Linked DNA regions of Homo sapiens: regions 1, 2, 4, 5, 6 and 7 are each linked to region 3. Evidence: chromatin contacts called from ENCODE Hi-C or POLR2A ChIA-PET data. All regions are on one chromosome and are shown on one strand. The core of a region is the stretch at or near the end of the contact, and the rest is flanking DNA. Distances in the headings are between cores, read along the strand shown.

The links. A loop is a pair of places that touch in the nucleus more often than their neighbours do. ChIA-PET counts read pairs that join two places held with the same protein, here RNA polymerase II (POLR2A). Pooled maps may share reads with other maps.
Region 1: a map of naive thymus-derived CD4-positive, alpha-beta T cell shows a loop between it and region 3 (23-fold over the local background). The contact joins the promoter of SLC49A4 here to the promoter of ZXDC in region 3. A Hi-C loop is called at or near these places in 2 of 168 maps with a recorded cell type or tissue (CD4-positive, alpha-beta memory T cell and naive thymus-derived CD4-positive, alpha-beta T cell), 1 of 37 single-sample maps with no recorded cell type and 9 of 50 pooled maps. POLR2A ChIA-PET finds 5 or more read pairs at or near these places in 1 of 52 experiments (RWPE1).
Region 2: a map of CD4-positive, alpha-beta memory T cell shows a loop between it and region 3 (12-fold over the local background). The contact joins the promoter of FAM162A here to the promoter of ZXDC in region 3. A Hi-C loop is called at or near these places in 1 of 168 maps with a recorded cell type or tissue (CD4-positive, alpha-beta memory T cell) and 8 of 50 pooled maps.
Region 4: a map of CD8-positive, alpha-beta T cell shows a loop between it and region 3 (14-fold over the local background). The contact joins the promoter of LINC02021 here to the promoter of ZXDC in region 3. A Hi-C loop is called at or near these places in 2 of 168 maps with a recorded cell type or tissue (both CD8-positive, alpha-beta T cell), 1 of 37 single-sample maps with no recorded cell type and 11 of 50 pooled maps. POLR2A ChIA-PET finds 5 or more read pairs at or near these places in 1 of 52 experiments (T-cell).
Region 5: a loop to region 3 is called in a map of CD4-positive, alpha-beta T cell, with 6 times the contacts of the local background. The contact joins the promoter of ATP2C1 here to the promoter of ZXDC in region 3. A Hi-C loop is called at or near these places in 2 of 168 maps with a recorded cell type or tissue (CD4-positive, alpha-beta T cell and CD8-positive, alpha-beta T cell) and 4 of 50 pooled maps.
Region 6: a map of B cell shows a loop between it and region 3 (11-fold over the local background). The contact joins the promoter of ASTE1 here to the promoter of ZXDC in region 3. A Hi-C loop is called at or near these places in 4 of 168 maps with a recorded cell type or tissue (B cell, CD4-positive, alpha-beta T cell, CD8-positive, alpha-beta T cell and 1 more) and 7 of 50 pooled maps.
Region 7: a map of B cell shows a loop between it and region 3 (10-fold over the local background). The contact joins the promoter of TMCC1 here to the promoter of ZXDC in region 3. A Hi-C loop is called at or near these places in 5 of 168 maps with a recorded cell type or tissue (B cell, CD4-positive, alpha-beta memory T cell, CD8-positive, alpha-beta T cell and 1 more), 2 of 37 single-sample maps with no recorded cell type and 11 of 50 pooled maps.

What each region holds. Positions count from the first base shown.
Region 1 is chr3:122,793,819-122,796,739 of GRCh38, reverse strand. SLC49A4 (solute carrier family 49 member 4) reads right to left here and starts at 1,671. Exons shown (of 9, transcript NM_032839.3): 1 at 1,205-1,671. The coding sequence starts at 1,547. HSPBAP1 (HSPB1 associated protein 1) reads left to right here and starts at 2,909. Exons shown (of 8, transcript NM_024610.6): 1 at 2,909-2,921. RefSeq lists a silencer at 1,345-1,834.
Region 2 is chr3:122,382,631-122,385,681 of GRCh38, reverse strand. FAM162A (family with sequence similarity 162 member A) reads right to left here and starts at 1,500. Exons shown (of 5, transcript NM_014367.4): 1 at 1,383-1,500. The coding sequence starts at 1,416. It overlaps MIX23 (mitochondrial matrix import factor 23), which reads left to right and starts at 2,451. Exons shown (of 5, transcript NM_001017928.4): 1 at 2,451-2,508. The coding sequence starts at 2,458. RefSeq lists enhancers at 1,316-1,365, 1,189-1,689 and a silencer at 1,456-1,605.
Region 3 is chr3:126,474,355-126,477,518 of GRCh38, reverse strand. ZXDC (ZXD family zinc finger C) reads left to right here and starts at 1,628. Exons shown (of 10, transcript NM_025112.5): 1 at 1,628-2,560. The coding sequence starts at 1,654. RefSeq lists silencers at 1,359-1,868, 1,939-2,198 and an enhancer at 2,756-3,164.
Region 4 is chr3:130,110,282-130,113,616 of GRCh38, reverse strand. It overlaps LINC02021 (long intergenic non-protein coding RNA 2021), which reads right to left and starts at 1,910. Exons shown (of 3, transcript NR_146653.1): 1 at 1,805-1,910; 2 at 873-995. LOC124909432 (a long non-coding RNA gene) reads left to right here. Exons shown (of 3, transcript XR_007096083.1): 3 at 1-257. It also overlaps the pseudogene FAM86HP. RefSeq lists silencers at 1,210-1,379, 1,450-1,499 and enhancers at 2,500-2,549, 2,650-2,839.
Region 5 is chr3:130,892,261-130,895,392 of GRCh38, reverse strand. It overlaps ATP2C1 (ATPase secretory pathway Ca2+ transporting 1), which reads right to left and starts at 1,309. Exons shown (of 28, transcript NM_001378687.1): 1 at 1,056-1,309; 2 at 618-803. The coding sequence starts at 623. LOC107986023 (a long non-coding RNA gene) reads left to right here and starts at 1,472. Exons shown (of 3, transcript XR_001740492.2): 1 at 1,472-2,537. RefSeq lists a silencer at 1,055-1,444 and an enhancer at 1,535-1,754.
Region 6 is chr3:131,025,042-131,028,394 of GRCh38, reverse strand. ASTE1 (asteroid structure-specific endonuclease 1) reads left to right here and starts at 1,570. Exons shown (of 6, transcript NM_014065.4): 1 at 1,570-1,888; 2 at 2,801-2,921; 3 at 3,064-3,353. The coding sequence starts at 3,089. It overlaps NEK11 (NIMA related kinase 11), which reads right to left and starts at 1,518. Exons shown (of 18, transcript NM_024800.5): 1 at 1,389-1,518; 2 at 393-465. RefSeq lists enhancers at 1,209-1,398, 1,479-1,538, 1,679-1,918.
Region 7 is chr3:129,891,749-129,894,965 of GRCh38, reverse strand. It overlaps TMCC1 (transmembrane and coiled-coil domain family 1), which reads left to right and starts at 1,255. Exons shown (of 7, transcript NM_001017395.5): 1 at 1,255-1,472. It overlaps TMCC1-DT (TMCC1 divergent transcript), which reads right to left and starts at 1,095. Exons shown (of 3, transcript NR_037893.1): 1 at 1,039-1,095. RefSeq lists a silencer at 998-1,727 and enhancers at 1,089-1,880, 1,881-2,673.

The sequences.
Region 1 (2,921 bases), core at 422-2,921, 3.7 Mb after region 3:
TCAAATTCACATTTTGAAATCTTAACCCTCAAAATGATGGAATAAGAAGGTGCAGCCTTTGGAAGGTGATTAGGTTATGAGGGTGGAACCCATGTGAATAGGATTACTGCCCGTATAAAACAGACCTCAGAGGGATTCCCTAACCCCTTCTTCCATCTTATGTTATAGTGAAGAGACCACTGTGTAGGAAGCAGGCCCTCACCCGACACCGATTCTGCCTGAGCCTTCATCTTGGACTTCCCAGCCTCCAGAACTGTGAGAAATAAATTTCTGTGTTTATGAACTACCCAGTTTATGGTATTTTGTTATAGCAGCTCCAGTGGACTAAGACAACCTTCCAAATCTGACTAAAGAACTCATTGCAACAAAACTTATAAAAGGTTGAACAGAAACTGTACAAAGTAGCTCCCAGGCATTATTCAATTAATAAATATAAAATCTTGCACAACAGCCTCTTGAGGGTAGACTGTCACTACTAATCATTTATCCATACTTATGTGGTAAGTATGCCTTGATTCTCAGCCCTATGGCTTTTTCTTCTCAGAGAATCACACTGGCAAGTGGTAAAGTGAGATGTCCAGGGTACCATTCTAAGCAAGCATCTTCACTCATCTGCAAGCTTTAATTGAAAGTCACAAATCTCAACTGAGAAAGCCATCTAGTCACATACACACATTTTAAAGCTGCCGAGCACCACCTTCCAGAAACCAAAGTGTCAGATCTGAGTTTCCCAATAGCTCTTCCTGGGCTGGAGTCATCTATTACACAAAACGAACTCATTATTTCCTTACATATGGGCACCGTCAATCTATTTTCCGACCTTTCATCCTCAACATCCCCATATCCCTTTGAAGTCAAAGCATCAGTCATTTTTGTCAGGTGTAAAACACATACACCGCACGTGCACGGGGATGCTCTGATGTTCACAATGTGTAAAAACTTGAACGTTTAGAGATCGCTTAAATCCCTGGTGTTGCATAAAGGGCCTTGATAAAAAACATAAATATTTGCAAGGTTGCCTTTCCATATTTGTCGCTTTGGGGACGGAGGGTTCCTAAGTCAGAAATGGAATGCTAGCAACACTCTATCACCTCACACAACCCCTATGCCGGGGCCAAGGGAGGCGGCTGGCAGGCCTGGAGCGCGGGCAGGCGCCTGCTCCCGGAGGAGAGACAGCGCGGGCTGGCGCTCCGCGACCCCTCACCTCTCTTGTCCAGGAGCCACATGAACGCGAAGCAGGGCAGGAAGCCGATGGGCCCCCACAGCACGAGCAGCGCGATGTCCCAGCTGGAGAAGCCGTAGGCCTGGCGCGCCGAGTTCTGGATGGGACCCCAGGTGTTCCAGACCAGGCCCTGAACGAACGCCAGCAGCGAGAAGAGCAGCAGCACCAGCCAGCGGCGCCCGTATACCCGCCCGGGACCCGGGACCGCCGCGGGCAGCGCCGCCGCCGCCGCCTCCCGGCTTCTCCAGGAGGCCCCCAGCCCAGGCCCGAGCCCGGGCCCCAGCAGCGGCTGCCTCTCCTCTTCGCTGCTCCAGCGAGAGCCCATGGCGACGCGTCGCCCGCGAAGCCACTGCCGGGCGCAGTCCGGGTCACCGCCGACTAGCCCAGCGCAGAATAGTCCTGAGCAGCAGGAGGCGGAGGCTGCTGTGGTCGCCCTCGGCCTCCGGACCGCGCCTGGTGCGCCTGCGCGGCCCGAGCCGGGCCGGCGGGGAGGCGGGGAGGCGGGGCAGGCGGCAAGGAGGCTGGGGTCCGCCCTCCCCTCCGCGGGTGGCGAGGAAACACCGGCGAGAGGAAAGGAGCCAGGTCCCAGACGGAGGGCAGGTAGCGCTGAAAAGGCAGGGACCAGCGCGGCTGAGTCGGGGAGAGGGAAACTCCCAGAGAGGCTGTATTCGAGGAGGTTGGGCAAGGAACCCTGGGGTGTTTGGAGGAAGTGTCCAAGTTAAATCTTGTGCCTAATAAACAACTCAGTGACCTGTTAAGTGACGTCAGTTAACCTGATGCTTGCTTCTATTTTGGGCTTATTCTCATTTTTGTTGAGTTAGTAACTTCAGAAATTATAGGCGAAGGATAAAGTTTAAGCGTAGTTGGTCCCAGGGGATTATCTCATAAAAATCATTTCTTACGTGCAATAAGTACTACCTATTTTTGTTACTTTTTTGTCTTACATATCCAAAGAGGAGATTCCAAACTAGCCAATTTCATTCATATATATGTAAACTTTACCCATTTCGCCTGCCAATAGGCGAGCAATAAAGGTATGTCCAGTAAAGTTGGAAGATTTTTGCCCCAAAGATCCATCTCCAGTGATTATGATTTGACCACAGGGTAAACGAGAAGAAAGGTGGTTGTTGATCTCTTCACACAGCTGTTTGTTTATTTTGGTATACAAATTCAGAAGCCTGACAGCTGTGGATTAGTGTCCTTGAAAACCTAAAGTCAAGCAATTTGGCTTGTCTGGATCGGGAAATGAGTCACAGGGAACGCAATCACAGGATTCTTTGCCCGAGGTTCGTATTTCCCGGCAGCCACTAAAATCAGAAGGAGTCAGGTTACCACCAGAAGGGCAAGAGAGGTGTAAGAGAAGCGTGAGCTAGCCTCGCATTCCAGGCTGCCAAGAGCGGCTCGCGAAAGCTCACGGCAGAGACCCATCCCACCGCCGGAGCCCCACTAAGCGGCAAACCTTCCCCTAAAACTCCAATCCTTTAGGGTGGAGAAAAGCCGAGGTGGAAAGGAAGGATCTGACTAGAAAAGGAGAAACAGAAACGAAGCTAAGACTACAATAAAGAACGCTAAGGTCCGGGTTAGGTAAAAAGCGCCACAACTCAGACCACGTGTTTGTATTTCCACACCCGGGGTATCAAAACAAAGCTGCGTGGTCCCGCCCAGCATCCGTCACGTGACCTCCACGTGAGAGCCGGCG
Region 2 (3,051 bases), core at 251-2,750, 4.1 Mb after region 3:
AATAGTGAAGTTTTTACACATCAGAAGTTTGCAGAGATGCAAAAATATATTTATGCAAGATGCATAAATATATTCTCAAAGCAAGAAGATGAACTACTTACAATATACTCAGTATTAGTTCAAAGATGTCAAAGTAGTTCCAAGATGTCAAAGTTCTTTTCATGCAGTCCATTTTAACTTTTTTACAGAGCAATGATCCTTTCACTTGCCTTGTTGAAAAGCTTCATAATGTTAATAGGATGTACAGAAGATATTTTAGGTGAATTAGTTCAACAAAACTGACAAAATCAATGAAATCATAGTATTGAGGATTTTAGTGGAAGAAGTGTTTGCTTTTAAAGGAAGTAAATATAATAATACTCTCTAGTTTGAGACATGTTTTCCAGTCCATTCTCTACCGGAACACTAGATAAGCTGTGTAAAGGATAATCTTGAGGTGGGGAAGGTTATGTATCAAACTTGTGAAACTATGCAACATTCACTCTTTTTTTTTGCATTACTTCATTTACATTACAATATATATTTATATTATTTGAATAGCCAAGTTTGGGGCTATTTTTCCTTTAAAAATTTAATTAACAACTTTTTAATAATGTAGTGTGTGCCATTGAACAAAAGATCTCTGGTACCCAGAAAAGAGTCAAAATGCAAGCCCTCTGATTTCTCAACCCCTACTATGCCAAGGCTCTGCTGGTTCTCCCAAAAAAAAAGAATTAAGCTTTCATTACCTAAGTCCAAAATAGTCATCACACAAATGTCTACCACCAAAACAAACTGCAGATCCTTCAATTACACACTTCCTCCAAGAAATTCGAATCAATTAATTGTATAAGTGTTTAAAAGTAATGTATCCTCCATTTTAAGAAAACAATTATTATTAATCTCTAAGACCTAAATCCTTGGCCTAATCAGACATTTAATGAGTGGGGAAACTTCAGACTGGAGGTTTTCTGGGATAAACTCCAGAGAGGAAGGAGCAGGGGGAAGAGGGAAGACTCAAGGAGAGCAATAGATAGGGGAGGTTAGGGTGGAAAGCTGAATGCATGGGTAAAGGGGAGGTCTAGGGATAGTAGGTGCTTTACAGACTGAGCTCAGGGGAGGCTGAGGACGGGGGTGGGGAGAAGGGTAGGCGCGTGGGCAGTTAAGTTGGTGGGAGCTGGGTGGATGGAGATGAGGGTAATTCACGGGCAGTCTCCAATGCCTATCAGCAGCTGCTCACCTAGTTCCCTCCCACATGGCTACTAAGTAGGTAGGATTCTGAGGAACCGAGAAAGTGCGTCATGGAATGGAGCCACTCCGGGGCCCAGGAAGGCTTCAGGATTCCCCCACCCGCAGCGGCCGGGCCAGCTCCCCTACCTCCCATATCCCGACCGGCGTCTCACCTGCTGCCAGGCGCAGACCGCTGAGGCTCCCCATGGCCACTTGCTACTCCGCCGACCAGCGCAGAACTTCGCCGGGGACGGTGGCGCTGGTGAGCTCAATGTCACCCAGCGTTGGAGTGGGAAGGACGCAGGCGGCGCCGGGGGGCGGGGCGTGCGCGACGCGGTGTACAGGCCTGCGCCAGTGCGGGGCGTGTAGGACGTGCGCCACGCGCTGGAGACCCGCGGCGCCAGCCTAGTGCCCCTGGCGCCGCATCCTGAGCCAGCCTCGGAGATGGTCCTGTGGAGTGTGGCGCCGTGGGCCCTTGCCCTAGCGGATATGTACCCATGGGAGTACCTGTGTGAAATAGAAAGGAAATGTGCAACTTTCGTGATCTGTAAACTCCCGAAATACACCAGATAAACCAGTATTCCAGTATGCCGCTCTTCCAGTGTTTTCAATGAACATATGCTTTTATCAGAAAACACATAATTGGACTCTGCTCAGTGGCCCTATCTCTTGTTGGAGCATCCCTCAGGCTAATCTGAGAAATTAACATGTATGTTTTCAATTTGTTTTCTATTTACCTATTTTCTAAAAACATTTGATCATCTCCATCCTAAACACTTTACTCATACCCACCCACACTGCCAGAAATGCCGTTTTTTCTTGACGTTTCTTAGTGGTCCCAAATTCTTAACAAAGACCCCCCTGCTCCAGGGTCCGGGGAGGAGGTTAGGCACTGGAGTGAGAGGTATTAGAAAGGCCTCACTTGCCTAGATTTCCTTCAACGACCTGGTAGGGGAACCACAAGGAAATTGTTTCCCTTTTGTGAAAAGATGGGATTGGAGTAAACAGTCCCTTCAAGGTCTGACAATCTTTGATCCATGTATCTGGCCCAGTTCCAGGAGGACATGTTAAAAGGGTTGGGACAGCAGGGTGACAGGTTCCGAGGTGGATGCGGACCACGTTGAACTCAAGCCTTGCACTCAGCTTTCCTAAGGATTCCCCTCGTACTATATTTTTTGTCAGGCGACTCCGCGGTCACCTTTGCTCCGCGGTGATTGGCCTGCAGCGGGGTCCTCGTGTTTGTCCAATATGGCGGCGCCCAGTGGCGGTGTGAACTGTGAGGAGTTCGCCGAGTTCCAGGTGATGGGGTTTTCCTCATGTGGCAGGCATGTGCCTCCTTTTGTCCCCAGACCCTATTCCCTGCTTTGCGAGGGAGTATGAACCAGCTTTGGAAAAAGCGGGCAATTCAAAGCTCTTTTCTCGAGCCATTGGAGGTCATGGGGGGCGCGGGTTTGGCCTTAGGGAGCGAGGCTGCTCTGTAGGAGGAGGGAGGAGGGGGGTCATAGTTCTCTCCGCGGCTCTCCGGCCTTGTCTGGGAAGCTCTGGGTAATCTGCTGTGGTAAAGCTCGGGATGCGTGGATAAGGATTGTAACAATCTTGTAGCAGTTCCCTGAACTCAGTTTCCAGCTTCTGCCATTCCTCTCCTACTTTTGTAAGTAGAGTTTTTGTGGGAGAGAAGAAGGTGCAGAAGAGCTATTTAGTTGATAAAACATACTTGGTGCAATTTACTATTTTTGTGGGACAGGACGTATGGAAGCTTGGAGGGAGGATTAATTATAGTACCTGCTCTAGTGTCATTGCCCATTAGAGAAGATGTAATATTTAGAGGTTTTGCCTTTTTAT
Region 3 (3,164 bases), core at 379-2,878:
ACTATTCTTTCCTCTACTGAATGGTCTAGGAACAATATGTTTTCGGCATAAACTGATATATATAATAGATGTATCCTATTCTTTTTAATATTATAATTTGTGTTACTTAAAAAAATACTCTTAATAATAAAGCATTCATGTATTTAACAAATATGCACCAAGAGTCTTCCTGGGCACACACAGTGAATAGGACACAGTTCCTGGGCTCCAGGAGCCTACATTCCAGAGAGGGAGAGACAGTGAAGGAGCAGGGAAGGAACTCAACAAAACAACGGGTGATGAGAGCTCTAAGAGCAAACAGATCAGACAGAGGTGGGAATACGGGACTGGGTAAGCATGTGCTTTGGATCAGAAGGGGCGCAGAGTCCTCCCAGAGGAATCAGAGATCAGCTGCGCCAAGTCTCTGAGGCTGGAACCAGCTTGGCTTGCTGGATGAACTGGGAAAAAGAGGTGGGGTGCGGGGGAGGGGTGGGGGGGGCAGCGGGAGAGTGGCGGGAAGTGAGGGCAAACAGGTAGGGGAGGGTAGACTAGCAAGGCCATAGGCGCCTTCGGGAGCAAGGTGGAGGTGAGCATAATTTGATGTGCAATTTTTAGATCATAAAACGGTGCCCCGTGGATGGGAGCGAGTGGAGCGGAGGGAGACCGATGACCAGCTAGTAGTTATTTTTCAGGTACCCAGGAATAAAGTGCGGGTTTGGATCTGAGTGGTGGTGAAGTTGAAGTGGAGGAGTCCAGATTGAATGCGGAGGTGTACGGTGAGGTGGGGGAGGGTGAGGACCGGAAACAGTAAGTAATTAAGCTGTTGCAGAGTGAGGTTGTGCCAAGTTTAGTAGGAAATACAGTTGGAAATACAGGCAGGGGTCCTGCGTATCAGGGAGGCCCCGTGTGCCGAGCAAGGACCTGGGCCAAAGCAAACGAGGTCTGTGCGCCAGCGGCGGCAGGCGAGCTTGCACTTAAGTGAGCTGGGGGTAGGCGTCCGGCCTGTTGGACAGGTTCGAATCCTGGATCTGCCGGCTGCCGAGTGACTCGAGCTCGCCGTCCCTGTTTCCTCACCCCTGGGTGACCGCGCACGCTTAATCAGCTCGGACAGGTACAGCCCCTGGGACGCAGTCAATGCCTACGAGAGGTTGCCTGTTAAGTGTCTGAAATATTAATACGATTCGAAGTCAAGACAAGCCTCGTCTTCCACGCCAGCGGGAACGAGAAGGAATCGCTCAGCGTTGGGAGCCTCACCCCGTCCCCTGTCGGTCCCGTGCCCCGCCGCTCGCCCTCGTAGGTGCCGGCGCTCCGCCCCCCGACCCCGCGCCCCGCCCCCCGACCCCGCGCCCCGCCCCCCGACCCCGCGCCCCGCCCCCCGACCCCGCGCCCCGCCCCCCGACCCCGCGCCCCGCCCCCCGACCCCGCGCCCCGCCCTAGTCGGTCCCGGCGCCCCGCCCCCGCCTCCGCCTCCGGCGCCCCGCAGCCCAGCCTCACGTCACGTCAGCCCAGCAGGCCTCGCGCATCGCCCGGCGGCGTCCGCGCACGCGCGGTTCCGAGCCGGACTCTACGCCGGGGCTTGGCGCGGATCGCGTCCCGGGGCGGCGCACGCACACCTGGGCGGGGCGCGGGCAGCTCTGCGTCCGAAGCTGCTCCGACGCCGTCGCTGGGACCAAGATGGACCTCCCGGCGCTGCTCCCCGCCCCGACTGCGCGCGGAGGGCAACATGGCGGCGGCCCCGGCCCGCTCCGCCGAGCCCCAGCGCCGCTCGGCGCGAGCCCCGCGCGCCGCCGCCTGCTACTGGTGCGGGGCCCTGAAGATGGCGGGCCCGGGGCGCGGCCCGGGGAGGCCTCCGGGCCAAGCCCGCCGCCCGCCGAGGACGACAGCGACGGCGACTCTTTCTTGGTGCTGCTGGAAGTGCCGCACGGCGGCGCTGCCGCCGAGGCTGCCGGATCACAGGAGGCCGAGCCTGGCTCCCGTGTCAACCTGGCGAGCCGCCCCGAGCAGGGCCCCAGCGGCCCGGCCGCCCCCCCCGGCCCTGGCGTAGCCCCGGCGGGCGCCGTCACCATCAGCAGCCAGGACCTGCTGGTGCGTCTCGACCGCGGCGTCCTCGCGCTGTCTGCGCCGCCCGGCCCCGCAACCGCGGGCGCCGCCGCTCCCCGCCGCGCGCCCCAGGCCTCCGGCCCCAGCACGCCCGGCTACCGCTGCCCCGAGCCGCAGTGCGCGCTGGCCTTCGCCAAGAAGCACCAGCTCAAGGTGCACCTGCTCACGCACGGCGGCGGTCAGGGCCGGCGGCCCTTCAAGTGCCCACTGGAGGGCTGTGGTTGGGCCTTCACAACGTCCTACAAGCTCAAGCGGCACCTGCAGTCGCACGACAAGCTGCGGCCCTTCGGCTGTCCAGTGGGCGGCTGTGGCAAGAAGTTCACTACGGTCTATAACCTCAAGGCGCACATGAAGGGCCACGAGCAGGAGAGCCTGTTCAAGTGCGAGGTGTGCGCCGAGCGCTTCCCCACGCACGCCAAGCTCAGCTCCCACCAGCGCAGCCACTTCGAGCCCGAGCGCCCTTACAAGTGTGACTTTCCCGGTAACCGCGCTCTCGGGGGCGGGCGGGCTGCGCGGTGTTGCAGGCAGGTCTGGGGTGCCACGTCCGCCCCACAGAGGGGCCTGCCAGACCTTAGCAAGCCGGGGACGCAGGCTCTTCGGGATTTGTATTCTAGCTCCTTCCATGTCATTCGATTTGAGATCTTGGCCCTGCCCTGCCGCAGGGATTCCGATGGCAGGTAGCGCAGATCACCACAGCTGCGCTTCCCAAAGGTGGCGGCAACAGATATCCTTAACCTGCTTGTGCTTGATGAAAGCGGCACGCATCTTCACAGAGTGGCACGGAGCTATGTGTCAGGTCTTTATTTTCCTCAGTCTCGTCATTTGTTTACGGGGTGCACACTCCGTGCTAGAGGAGCAGAGATGAATGTGGCCAGATTCAGGACCTTAACACGCTGGGAGGATAGCCACAGGTGTGCGCACATCCTGGCTTTTTTTGCCTTTTGCACTTTGATTTCCGTTGAACCTCACAGTTTTGTGAAGTTTTAAAAATTAGCCGTCTGTGAAGGTTAAAAACTGTCCTCTTTTACAGATGAAGAGACAGAGGCCGAGCCTTGTGGATAAAGTCCACTGCTGGTGGCTGGGCG
Region 4 (3,335 bases), core at 661-3,160, 3.6 Mb before region 3:
ACAGCAAAAGCAAAGCAGTGCCCCTGGCCCAGTTCTGAAGCCAACCTTCCTTAATCACCCAGACCCATCCCTGGTTAGGACTTGCTGTGGATTCTCACGTGACTCCATCTCAGGCTACAGGGACTGAGAGGGTGTATGCAACATCTCAGACCCAGAAACCGTTGATTCTGCCTAAAAACACAGCAATAACCACATCTCATCCTCTTGATTTAAATGAAAGGGTATGGGGGAATAAAAGATGAACCTTTTTTTTTCTTTGTCAGATCTTGCGCTCATTTGGTTCTGGTGGGGAACAACAGCTATAAGAGAACAAGTGTATTCAATTAGAATTAATTCCCCCTCTTATTCTCATAGCTGAGCAGGGCTCAAGTGCCTCTCATCTGAAAGAGGTAATAAGATTTAATCTGTCTCCTCATCTACCTTCTGCAAGTATACTTAACAAATTAGCTCTCGGGACTCTTCCAAATGGAGTTTTATGAGGAATTTGCTAAGGTAAACGTTTTAGACTTTGAACACAGTTCAGATTTCAGGGACAGTACTGAAATCTGAACTGTGTTGCTAACTGCCCTGCCTTTCAACTCAAGACACAATAACTTTGAACTAAAATAATTATATTTTTGTTGTTTTCCACTCTGTCCCCACGTCTATATCACCACAACCCCCAATCCCACCCCGCAGGAGCTAACTCCTCCTTCCTGTCCCCGCAAGATCAAAACTCCTCCTGCAAGCCCCGCTAGCTCTGTCTGCTCACCTTCGTGGCAGATATGCTATTGTACTTTTACACTCATTTGTGTGATAAATACTTCAATGTCCACTTCTTCCACGAGCCCCTGAGCCCCTGGAGGGCCTGGACAACACCGAGTTTTTCTCACCGTTACATCTCCGTTGTCAGGCACTTAATAAGTATTTGGTGAACGAATGGCTTGTTTGGTGACACTCCAAAGGCTGGGGGACAGAGGTAAAGCTCCCTCCTTTTGGGCCCCAGACGGGTGGCGCTGATGGAGAGAGGAGGCTAGGATAAGGCCTCCAGGACCGAAGCGCGCACCCGTAAGGCCCCTGCTAAAAAGACCTTCCTGAAGGCGGAGGAACTGCGAGTGCCTACGTTAGCCCAAGGCCTGACCTGACGATCCCAGGGACCCTCGCTCTAACTGGCCCCGCCTCCCGGGCCCCAAACCCGGACTCGGCCCCGCCCGAAGCTCCGGATCCTGGGGCCCGCCCCTGGCCCCGCGTCGGCAGACCGTGGGCTCGCTCCTGGACCTGCCTCAAACCCTCCGCAGGTAACGCCTCCCGAACTTGAGCCACATTCCGATCCCCTCCTCAAACCCCTCCCCGTTTCCCACACCCTGGACCCCTCGCTCCGTCTCGGCCCCGCCCCAAGCCCAGCTAGGTCTGGGCCCCTGAGCCCAGCCCCGACCGGCCTCCCAGTCCCTGGGTCCCTCCCGACACCGGCCCCTCCCTAAGCTCCGCCTCCCAGGGCCCGCCTCCTGAGCGCAGCCCGCAGCCTGGACTCCGCCCCGCCTCCCGGACCCTGGGCCCCTCCCCACGTGGGCCCGTCCTAAGCTCCGCCTCCCAGAGTCCGCGCACCGCCTGGCCATGTGCTAAGACATAGTCAACGCCCCGCCCCGGCCCCGCCTCCTGAGCCCTTCTCTGGGTCTGGCCTTAGCCCCGCCCTAGGACCTGTCTCCTGGGCTCTGCTCCGAGTCCCGCCTCCTGAACCCAATGGCGTTTATCCCCGCCCTAATGCCCGCCTCCAGGACTCTTATCCTGCCCTCACGCAAGGCACCGCCTCCAGGACGCCACCAACCTGGACGCTTCCGAAGCCCAGCTTCCAGGATCGCCCTATCCTGGCCCCGCCCCAGGACCCGCCAACCTGGAATCTACCCAGGACCTGCCCCAACGACGTTAATTCTGGCCCTACCCCAGGCCTCGCTCTCATGACGCTCATCCTGGCCCCACCCCAGGCCCCACCCTCCTAAGCTCATCTTGGCCCCGCCCTAGCGCCCGCCCCCAGGACGCTCCTCCTGACCCTACCCCTAGGCCCCGCCACCTCTCTGCCTCCGCGCACTACCCTGGGCCCGCCCCCTTTTCAGTCCAGGCCCGGCTTCCGCCCGGTCTCCTGGCAACGCTGCGGCCCCGCCCACGTCATGGCGCCTGAGGAGAACGCGGGTACCAAACTCTTGCTGCAGAGTTTCGAGCGCCGCTTCCTAGCGGCGCGCACACTGCGCTCCTTCCCCTGGCAGGTGGGCGGCGGGGCGAGCGGAGAGGCCTGCGGGGCTTGCGGAAGTCCAGGGGCAGACGGGATGGGTCTCCCTGCTGAAACCCCCGGCGCTCCTGCCACGTGAGTTCCTGGGCTCTCCCCGGTCAGGGCCACGAGACCCGGTCCCCGTCCCTGGGGCCTGGCCAGAGTCGCTCTCACCCCTCCTGCCCCGCGAGCTGGCGGCGGAAGCTGGGGGCGTCTCCACAGTCTTGGGGGGCAGACGCGCGCTCGGTGTGGGGTACAGTTCACGATCATTTTCATGACTTTTTAAAGGCAGTAATCGTTCTGGTCACTGGGACACAGCTGCCCTCGCCCATTCTAAAAAGTCAGCACCCTCAGGCCCGCGGGTAACCACCTCCTCCTGAGCACGGTGACCAGGTCAAAGGCTGTCCCTCGGGCCTCAGTGTTCTCATCTGTATGTCGAGCACTGCACAGAATCAGCTCATGCGCTGAGGCTTTCACTCCTGTGATGGAAGAGACAGAGAAGGGGGTGGCCTCTCCTCTCCCTGGGGACCTGCCATTCTCAGCACAGGCGCATGGCAGGCAGCAGCCTCCCTTCTGCCAGCAGAGGGGCTTAATGCACCCTGCTCCATTTGTAATTCATGTGCGGTGAGCTCACTGGGATGAGTCAGTTTGGATATATATTCCTCCCTGGGTCTGCCCCATTTTATGGGGTGTTGCTTAATCATTTGCGTTATTCCATTGACATGAAATATTTAGCACTCAGAGATCATTTCTGGTCAGGAGAAATTTGTGCATTTTTAACCCAAAATAGAAACCTTCATAAAAGCATCATAGGTCTCCATTCAGTATTGACTATAATTGTTCACATGCCCACGCTGAATGCTAACTTGGGCTCACCATCAACACCCACGAGGTGGGTACTATTATTATCACTCACATTTGACCAGAGGGATTGTTTGATTAGGGTGTAGTAGTTGAGAGTTCAGACCCAGGAGACAGCCTGCCTGCTTCAAATCCTGGCCCAACCCCTGGCCCTGTGTGACCTTGGGCAAGTGACTGCATCTCTCTGTGCTGTTGTTTTCTTATTAATAAAATGGTTGATATAATGATACCT
Region 5 (3,132 bases), core at 60-2,559, 4.4 Mb before region 3:
ATGTGTCCAAAGTGTACAGTGAACAAACAGGTTCCGCTGTCAGCCTCCTAAATGATGTTTTGAAATAGGGTGGAACTTTAAGAAAAGCACTCATCTCATAACATTTCATTAAATTCACTGGGTTTTTTTTGTGAATTGAAAAATAATGAGTTTTTTCCCCAATGCTAGACATAATAAAACATGGCTTGCTTTCTTATAAATGAATCCTGCCACACACCACATCGAGGCTTGAAACGCCAATATACAGAGATGCAGCCCCATCCCCTTGTCCCCCATTTCCACTTCCCCTCGAGTAATTCCTTTCAAATAGCTATTTAAACATGCACAGACGCTATCTGAAATGAAAACTTCCCTCTCATTCCCTAAGCTGAAGAGAGCAGGAATTCCTCAAGAAAGCTGAATCAAGCTCAGTCACCCACAGAACCTCAATCTCTCAAATGCCCCATGTTACCAAAATAAAAGCTGGATACCCTAAGTAAGCAAATCCTTGGACACTTCACATACACAGTAAATAAATAAGCTCACGAAAATAAAAAGGTGGAAAAACAAAGACAACTTAAAAGCAAACCACCACACCCTCAACTCCGCGTTGCAACCGGTCGGCCAGGGGCCTTTACCTTCATTTTCCATCGAAACTGCACTCGGGTTGATGGCTACAAAGTCTTTAGTGTCAGCCACGGCCACACTGGGAATAGAGAGGAGAGGAGGAGGACAAGGAAGAGAAGCCCCCGGAATCCCAGGCTGTCACCCCCGCTCCCGGCCACGCGTCCCACGGCTGCTCCCACCACCCCTAGCAGCAGCATCTGCAAGAGAAACCAGGAGAAGCGGCGCTGACGAGAGGCTGAGGAAGGAGTTCCCCGCCCAGCCACTATCTCGGGAGCCCCCCTCCCCAAGATCCCGCACCCGCCCCGTCGTGTGCCCGCAACGTCCCCAGCTCACGCCAGCGGGGCGGCGCCCTAGAGATGCCCCCCCATCCAGGGGATACCCGAACCTCCCCTTCCTTCAGAACCTGGAAGTTTCTAGAAATGGGGGCAGGAGGTAATACTGGTACCCACCCAAAGCCCCGGACAGCCCTCCTCCAGGCTGCGGGGTCTCAGCCGCGGGGCTCGCGGGGGCGCCCCGCGCGCCTCGGGAGAAGAGGAGCTGCTCGCGGGGCAGCGGTGCGAGGCGGGAGCCTGCTCCCGGCGTGAGAAGAAGCGAGCGGGAGGGAGGAAGGGAGGGAGAGAGGGCGGGCGGGGAGGGGAGAGAAGAGGAGGTGAGGGGACCCGTCACGGTCCGCCGGGCCGGCTCCGCGAGGCCGTGCTGGTCTGCTCCCGCCTCCGACTCCTGCGCTCCGCCCCTCCCCGCCGCCGGCCGCCCAGTCGCGCCCCGCACTCCTGGGCCAGCCGCGAACCCAGCTTTGTCACTATTACTTCCGCTGAGAGAGGTGCGCGCAGGCGCATTCGTGTTCACGGGCTGGGAAGGCGGAAGTGAAGTGAAGGCCGAGACTTCGGCCCGGAATGGACAATGTTTGGGTTTGGATCCGTCCGGTAGGAGGTCGCTCGGGGTTGGTGGCCCGCCTTGTTCTTGCTGGCGCCTCCCTTACCCCAGGGACGGTGTCCGCCCGTTTATATGCACCCCCTGAACGCGAGGGTCGGAGATTCGCCCACGCCCCGTGTCGGCCACGCATTCCCGTGGGGCGGCCGCGGGGTCGGCCCAAGCTGAGAGTCATGGCCGCTGTCCCCGAGGCGTTTAAGCGCTCTCTACAAAGTCTGTAGGGGAAGCTGCTCCCGTCGGGGTGGCAGTCACAATCTCAGCAGGCAACGTTGAGGCCCACGGAAGGAAGGGGCGAGGTGTCCATGCTCCTGCCAGGGACTGGAGCACCGTGAGCAGCCTCCCGAGTCTCGCACTCTCACTTGCAAAACCCTGCACTGACTGCTTGGTTCTTGGGGGAGCCGGTAATCGCGGGGCGACTTCCCAAAATTCTTTAAGGGGTGTGCTTAGTTACCATGTGTAATGAGAGAGCAAGGTTCAGCCTCAGAGAGCTCCAGGGAGAGCTAATCTTTTTCATTCGTTTGTGGTATATGGAACTGGGGAGAGGCTGGAACAGCAATTAGAAACCAGTCGTACAGCTGTCGAAGCCAATGAACGAGCACTTCTTTTAGCAGCTGTACCTTTGTCCAGTGTCAATGCCTTTTCACACGTAAACATTTCACTTGCTCGGCATCTTACCCAGACCCCTAATAAGTGCTTTTTAATGAACGATTGGTTTTAATAAACCGTGGTGAGCCAGACATATAATGTTGAACAGAAGTCCTCTCACACCCATAACCACTAGAGGGCAGGGCTTCACCTACTGAGTTGGTGATCATCCTACAGAGAACTCAAAAGAAAATTTCCGTATATGCTAGATGTGTTTTTCTCCATCAACACTTAGACACTTTACAAATTTGCTTTTTATCTCAGGTCCTGTAACATATCGCAGTGTGCTCTCTAACCACACGTTCAACATCAGAATTAACGGACGGGGTTGCCTGTGTTTCTATATTTGTTCCCAAGTAAGTGGTACTAGACTAGGATTGAAAATTCTGGACAGCTTTCTAGATTTACCTTTCTTTTAAGAAATATTGAACTTTTATTCAGCGAGGTCACTTTTAAAGATGAACCCATAAAAATCACTATCAAGTAGATTTCTAGTCTTAACGAGTTAACTATGATCCACCTCTGGCATGCATGGTCAGTGATTTTTGTCTGCACAATGACGGAGCCAAATTAACGGACGGGGTTGCCTGTGCTTCTATATTTGTTCCCAAGTAAGTGGTACTAGACTAGGATCGAAAATTCTGGACGGTTTTTAGATTTACCTTTCTTTTAAGAAATATTGAACTTTTATTCAGCGAGGTCACTTTTAAAGATGAACCCATAAAAATATCAAGTAGATTTCTAGTCTTAGGAGTTACTATTTATGATCCACCTCTGGCATGCATGGTCAGTGATTTTTGTCTACACAATGACATAGCCTGTGATTTGTACAATGATTGTGATCTCTCGTAATCAATTTGTAACAGTTATTACTGTACATATTCGACCTTGAAACAGCATTATATTAAAAACAAAAGCACCTAAGGTAGGAAATTACACAATATAAATACT
Region 6 (3,353 bases), core at 321-2,820, 4.6 Mb before region 3:
AGTTAGGTTTTCATATTCAACAATTCCAAAGCTATGAGACAAAAACCTAGTTTTTAAGGATGGTCAATGGGCTTTACGTGGTGGTGTCCGTCAACCACAAAAACTACTAGGGCAATTAACCACAAAAATCCTCAAAACAGAACATAAGTAAATGCCCATTTACAACATTTTCCTTCTTAAAATGTATGAATCAGTTAAGTTGTACCTAATACCAGTGAGATTAGTTACCAGCTTTTTCTTTTCCCTTCCAAAGACACGTTAGTAAAATCTGCTGGAAAAACAACTACAGAGCAGGCCTCTAAATATACCTTTTGTTTTTACTTCCCCTTCACTGTCATAAAAGTGATGCCGTCTGGCCATACTAAGCTGTTCAAATAAATATATGGACTTACAGACTTTCCAGCTGAAAAGGGTCCTTCAGGTCACTCAGTAATTCTCCTTATTTTAAAGATGAGATTAAGGTTCCTTTTAGAGAAGGACAGAATTAGGGACGGACAGAATGAGAAGTTCACTTCTAGCGGCTCTTATTTTAAAGGACAGTCTAAACCCAGCAGTGCTTAAGTAGTCTGGTCCAGGCTGCAGAAGACTCTGGGACTAGGTTCCCTCCCGCCCACCCTCACAGACTCAGCCCTGCCACCCCCATCCCAGTCCACTTTTAGGTCATCCATTCCATTAGTCTCCTCTGCGCAACCATAAACCTACCCAAGAATGTGTCGCATTGTCTAGATTCTAGAACTATCTGTTCACTTGACAACACGCTCCCCCTCGAGGTTTGAGTGAACTTGGGCACTGCGAACACATCTTCTTTATTTCTGCATCCCCAATCCCTGGCATACCTCCTGGCATATACTAGGTGTTTAACAAACCTTGTTAAGGCAAGTAAGTGTCCAGCAGATCAACTGCCGCCCAAAGGAGAGAAAAAAGGTTAGTTAAGAAAGCTAGATGGGAACTTGGAGAAAGTTACTACCTTGTGCAAACTACCCGTTCTCGGTGAAACAGATCTGGCTGGGGGCAAAAGACAACGGAAGGAGTATTTATCACAAGTTGAAAACCAGTAGTTATCTTCCCAGGTAATAAGAGGAAGGCAATTTGTCACCAGTTTCTGCTACAGCACAAATCTACCTTTAAAGTAAATCTTAACCTTAAGGTAAAACGAACAATTCCTTGCTTCTTCACCTTTTTAAACATTTACATTTTGGCAAAGCAGGTTAACGTTTATTGAGGGGCACTGAGACTGGAGTACATCCGGAGGTAAGATGTCCAGGAAAGCGAGGAGATCGCAGCCATGGCGTCCTAGAGATTCGGAACCCAGCCCGGGCAGCTTGAAACCATTACCTTCCCCCTCGCAGGGGAGCCTGGCTAGCCCCAAGGAGGACAGTTCGCTTTACCTTTCCCTGTCGTGGTCGGAGCGGCGCCCGGGGCTGCCCAAGTCTTGCGGGTAATCGGGCAGGCCTCAAACTAGGGGCAACCACACCCACCGAGCGCCAGACACCGCGGGCCACGGCTGTTTGGAACCGTGGCCAGGGAGACGGCGCGGGGCATACTGGGAAGTCGGGGCGAGGCGGCACCAAGGCGGAAGTGTTCGCCGACCCAAGTAGGCGGAGAAAGCAGAGGAGGACCGGCGGGCCAAGCTTTCCTAGCCTGACAGCAGCCATTTCGGAACGTACGTCCCAGCCCTCTTTAGCTACTTAGCGCCTCTGGGCCCGAGAACACCTGCTCCTTGGCTCAGTCTGGCGCCACCGGCATCACGGAACTGTACTTCCCAGAGACGTCACACCGGGAGACTTCCGATTCCCGCTCTTGAGATTGGACTCTCACGTGCAGGAGCCAGTCCTCGCTGGGCTCTAGCGGGCTTCTGATGGAGGAGCTACTCCTCTGGGAGGACAGAGTAGGTGGGCTCTGCTGCAGGTCCGGGCGGCGGGTTGTGAGGGCCGAGGTGGCACGGTGTATGAAGGCCTGTGTTTGAAGACTTAGGTCAGACCTTTTGCCCGCCTTTCCCCTATGCAGCTCTATGCAACTGTCTGTGCAAGGTCCTGTAATTTGCGTAGGACGCCTTGACACAGTCTCTGCTTATGGACGCTTTACAAAACTATCTTGCAAAGAAATAAGTACTATACAGGATAAGGTTCTGAGATACTGACAGGGCTGGAACTAGGGTGAGATAAGTGTAAAATGTAAATGGATGCCAATAAAATTCAGTAATCAAGGTAAGTTTTAATGCAATCTCTAAAAATCAAAATTATAGCAAAAAAAATCCATGACTGACAAAATGTCACGATTTTAAGTAATAGTAACAGTACCGTGCTGTGCCATATTGAAGCCCGAGGTGTCAAAAGAAAAACCATCAATTCTGATCCTGCGAGTTAAGTTAGCCAGGTGAGGAAGCGTAGCTGGGCCAGATATGCAAAATAAGATGATGAAAAGAGCTCGTGGTTAGGGGTGTAACTGGATAGAGGGGTTCCTAGAGGCATGAAGCAGTTTTCCTTATACCAAAAACTATGCCAATTAAGAAGGGCCCACAAATCCAAAGCCTGAAAGAAGTTCCGTGACTGATTGTCAATACAAAAGAAAAACTTGATCCTTATCATAGGTCCTACACACCTTACTTTACTGAAGCCCAAATGCTTTGTGATTATGAGATGAATATGATATCTTTTTTTTAGCTTAGGACTTTTTACTTTGACCCCACAAAACAAATACTCTGTGCTGTAAGATGTTGACTATTACCACTTAAGAATCAAAGTTCACAGAACTTCTATACTGGTGTGTCAGTAATGGACTTCAACTGATTTTTCTTTAGAATTAGCAGCAGCCTCTGTCACCATCCAAAGATTACAACCCATGAAACCATTGAATTTGTGCCTTGTATCAGAAAGCAAAGGAGAATGAAAAAGCACAGCTAACATTGCTTGAGGATCTAGGTAAGAATTTATGATGTTGATATCTATGTTCTATCTAAAGAGCACTTCATAACATTTGCTATTGATTTAATGGTGCTGGAAGCAATGACTTGGTGCCCCATAACTAGCATCAATTGAAAATGTTTTCTGTTGTTTTAAACAGGCGATTAATTCTTTAGACTGTCATCATGGGTATCCGAGGACTAATGAGTTTTGTGGAAGATCATAGTAATGAGTTCTTCACTGATTTGAAGTTGCGGGACACAAAAATTGTCATTGATGGTTATGCTCTTTTCCACCGTCTTTGCTTCAGTTCAAACTTGGATCTCCGGTATGGAGGGGACTATGATTCTTTTGCAGATGTTGTACAAAAATTCTTTGAATCACTGTTTGCTTGTAATATATGCCCATATGTTGTATTAGATGGAGGATGTGACATTTCAGATAAAAAGC
Region 7 (3,217 bases), core at 6-2,505, 3.4 Mb before region 3:
TATTTCCCCTGCAACCCTGCTGAAAAAAACCTGAATAGCTTCTACCAAGCACTCAGATTAAAGTCCCAAATCCGGCCGGGTGTGGTGGCTCATGCCTGCAATCCCAGCACTTTGGGAGGCCGAGGCGGGCAGATCACAAGGTCAGGAGTTCCAGACCAGCCTGGCCAAGATGGCGAAACCCCATCTCTACTAAAAATACAAAAATTAGCCAGGTGCGCTGGCGTGCGCTGGTAGTCCAGCTACTCCGGAGGCTGAGACAGGAGAATCGCTTGAACCCAGGAGGCGGAGGTTGCAGTGAGCTGAGATCGAGCCATTGCACTCCAGCCTGGGTGACCTGGGTGACAGAGTGAGACTCTGTCTCAATAAATAAATAAATAAATAGGTCCCCAATCCTCACCTGTTCTCGCCTACCTCTTCCCACACTCGCAGTCTACTCCACATTCAATATTCTTTAGCGCTCCCCATTCTGGCCATGCCAAGACCTCACCCCTTGGAGCAACTAACTCCTCCCAACTCAATTCCTCAGATTCTACCCTCTTCATCCTCAACTAAATCAATTCCCCCATAAAGATTCTCTTAGTACCATATACCTCTCAGAAGATTTTTACTAATTGAAAACTTAATTTTGTCTGATTCTCCCATGAATGTTTTCCTTCTCCACCAGATCTCAAACTTCATGAGACCAGGGACTCCGTTGACCCCATATGGTACTCCCAGCTCCTTGAACACGGAAGAAGCCTCATTACATAAGTAATAAAAATAAAATAAATTAGGAAAATGGGAATTATAAAGGGATGGGCTGGTGGCTGCTTACAATCCCTTCAGTGGTAATACCTGGTGCAAAGTAATGAGTCTCTGCCCTTTTCCAAGCAGCCTGCTAGGTGGAATGAAGGAAGGCCTTGCGACTCAAATAGGGAGAACAAACGTGTGATCCAGAGCGGCGGGCAGAAATCCGACGAAACCCCATATTACTCAGGGGCGTTGCTCCTAGGGCGAGGGTGGCTCGGTTCCTAGAGCTTTTTGAGAGGAGGAGCTTACCTGGAGCAACTCAGCACTACCTGCAGCGGCGCAGCTCAACCAGCCCAGAGACCGCGTGGGAAGGCGGGCTAGGGGAGGGGCCACGCCTTCCAGGGCCCATCCCCGCCCCTGCGGCGTGCGCGCGCCCGTCCGCCCGCTCCCTTGCGCGTGCGCCGCCGGCCGGGGGCGGAGGTTGTGGGCGGTGGCGGCTGTGGCGGGGGCGCGCGCGCGCTCGCTCTCTCGCGCCGGTTCGCCCTCCCGCGCCGGGGCTGAGGCGGCGGCGGCGGTGGCGGTGACTGAGGCGGCGGCGGCTGAGGCGGCGCGGGGGGAGGGTCGGGAGGGGGGGGTGGTTGTGGGGGATGGACCGGGTGCGGCGGCCGCAGTGGAAGGAGCAGGCGCTTGAGCTCGAGCGACGGCGCTGGCGGAGACGCCGGCTGCTCCTCCCCTCCCCGCCGGTGAGTGAGCGCCCCCGCCCCGGACGCTGGCGGCGGTCGCGGCCCCCTCACGGCCCTCCGCGGTGGGTGGGGACAGTCGTGAGGGAGCGTGGCCTGGCGGCGCAGCGGACGCGGGCCTGGCCTCCCGCTCGCGGCCTGTCGGGGCTGGGACCTGCCGTCGCCCCCGTTCGAGGTTGAAGCCCCGGGCCTAGGACTCGACCCCCAGCATCCCACGGGGCCTCTTTCCTTTCCCGGCTCATTCCGCTGTCATTTTGACCTGGGGTTCCCCTCCAGCCCCTCGCCTCGTTCCCTTCCCAGCATCCCAGGGCCGAGGTGAGGGAGGGGCGTGTGAGAAGTCGGGCCGAGGCCCGAGGGACTGTTTAGGAGCCGGTTCCCGTCGGAATCTGGGGTTTTAGGAGCCCTCGATCGCCATGGCGTCCCAGAAGTTAGCCACCAGGACTCAGCCATTTCCACCTGAAACCAGTTTTGCACCTATTGTTTTGATTTTGAACTGTCTTTCGAGGGGAGGAGGGAGCCCGGCGTACTGGGGAGAATATGTAGTGGGAGGTGGGATGTGAGGAGGAGCTGGCTGGGCTTGGTCTCGGCCTCAGGATGCCCCCTGTTAACCCCTGTAGGATAGGGGAAAGAGGTGCAGCGAGTTGCACCTTCCCTAAAGGGCCAGAGATTCGTTTATAGCTTGCGAATCTCTGCTTTTTCAGCCTCGGTAAAGGGGTATCATTTGTGGTTGGTTTGGTTCGTCCCTTAACAACATTCTTGGTGAGGAATCCCCAGGTGAATCTGCCACGGAGTGAAGCAGCCCACTTGAGCTGTTGGCTACCCCCGGCCCCCGCAACGCCCGTTGGCTTTTGTGACACGTTACACGTTAGTGTTGGTAGAGCCTAGCCGTCAGAGGTACCTGTACCATAAGCATCTCTACGAAAGGTGTGAATTCCTAAATTAGCTTATTCTGTTCTTAAAAAAAAAAAATCCAGGGCATAAATATCAGATAGCTGCTTTAAAATAAAACAAAACTTTGATTTGTTCCAGGAGGTAGATACATTTTTTTCTCTGTATATTAGGAGATTGAAACTCAAATTGTGAGTAGGTGGTAGTTTTACTAGTGTCATGTGACAAAACGATGCTTATAGATGGGATTTTAACTTAATAACCCTGTCCTCTACCAACAGAGTTGGCTTGTATTTTTTTGCAATCACCCACTCTCTGGCTAGTGTAGAAAGATTAAAAAGCTGCTTCTGGTCTGTGGGTGGTAACCTTTTAATTTCTGAAGAGTTTTGAGCTGCTTATAGATTGCTGATCAGCAGCATAGGAAAATTTTAGACGTTAAAAATTCATTAGCATGTGATGTAGAACTGTTATAATTATGAGCATTGATTAAGATTTGGTATGGTGTAGGTGCTGTGTACTGTGTATAAGAATGAGATTTCTCAGAGCATTTGCATCTTAAGATAAACAGAAGCACAGACCGCTGACAGTGTTGGGACACCTTGCAGAAGGACTCTTTTATGAGCACAAAAGACCTGTAGTCTACAATTTGATGAAGAACCCCAGTGCCCTAGACTAGTTGGTGACCAACCACCATTACTTTAAACTGGGCCTTCTTGATAGTAGAATATTTCCCCTTTTCTGCAAGACTGCTTATGCCTCTCATAAATGTGCAGAACATATAATGGCTCAGGGCTTAGGTTTAAGCTCCTCAGAGTGGCATTTATGGATCATTCATTAATTCATCAAATGTTTATTGAGCC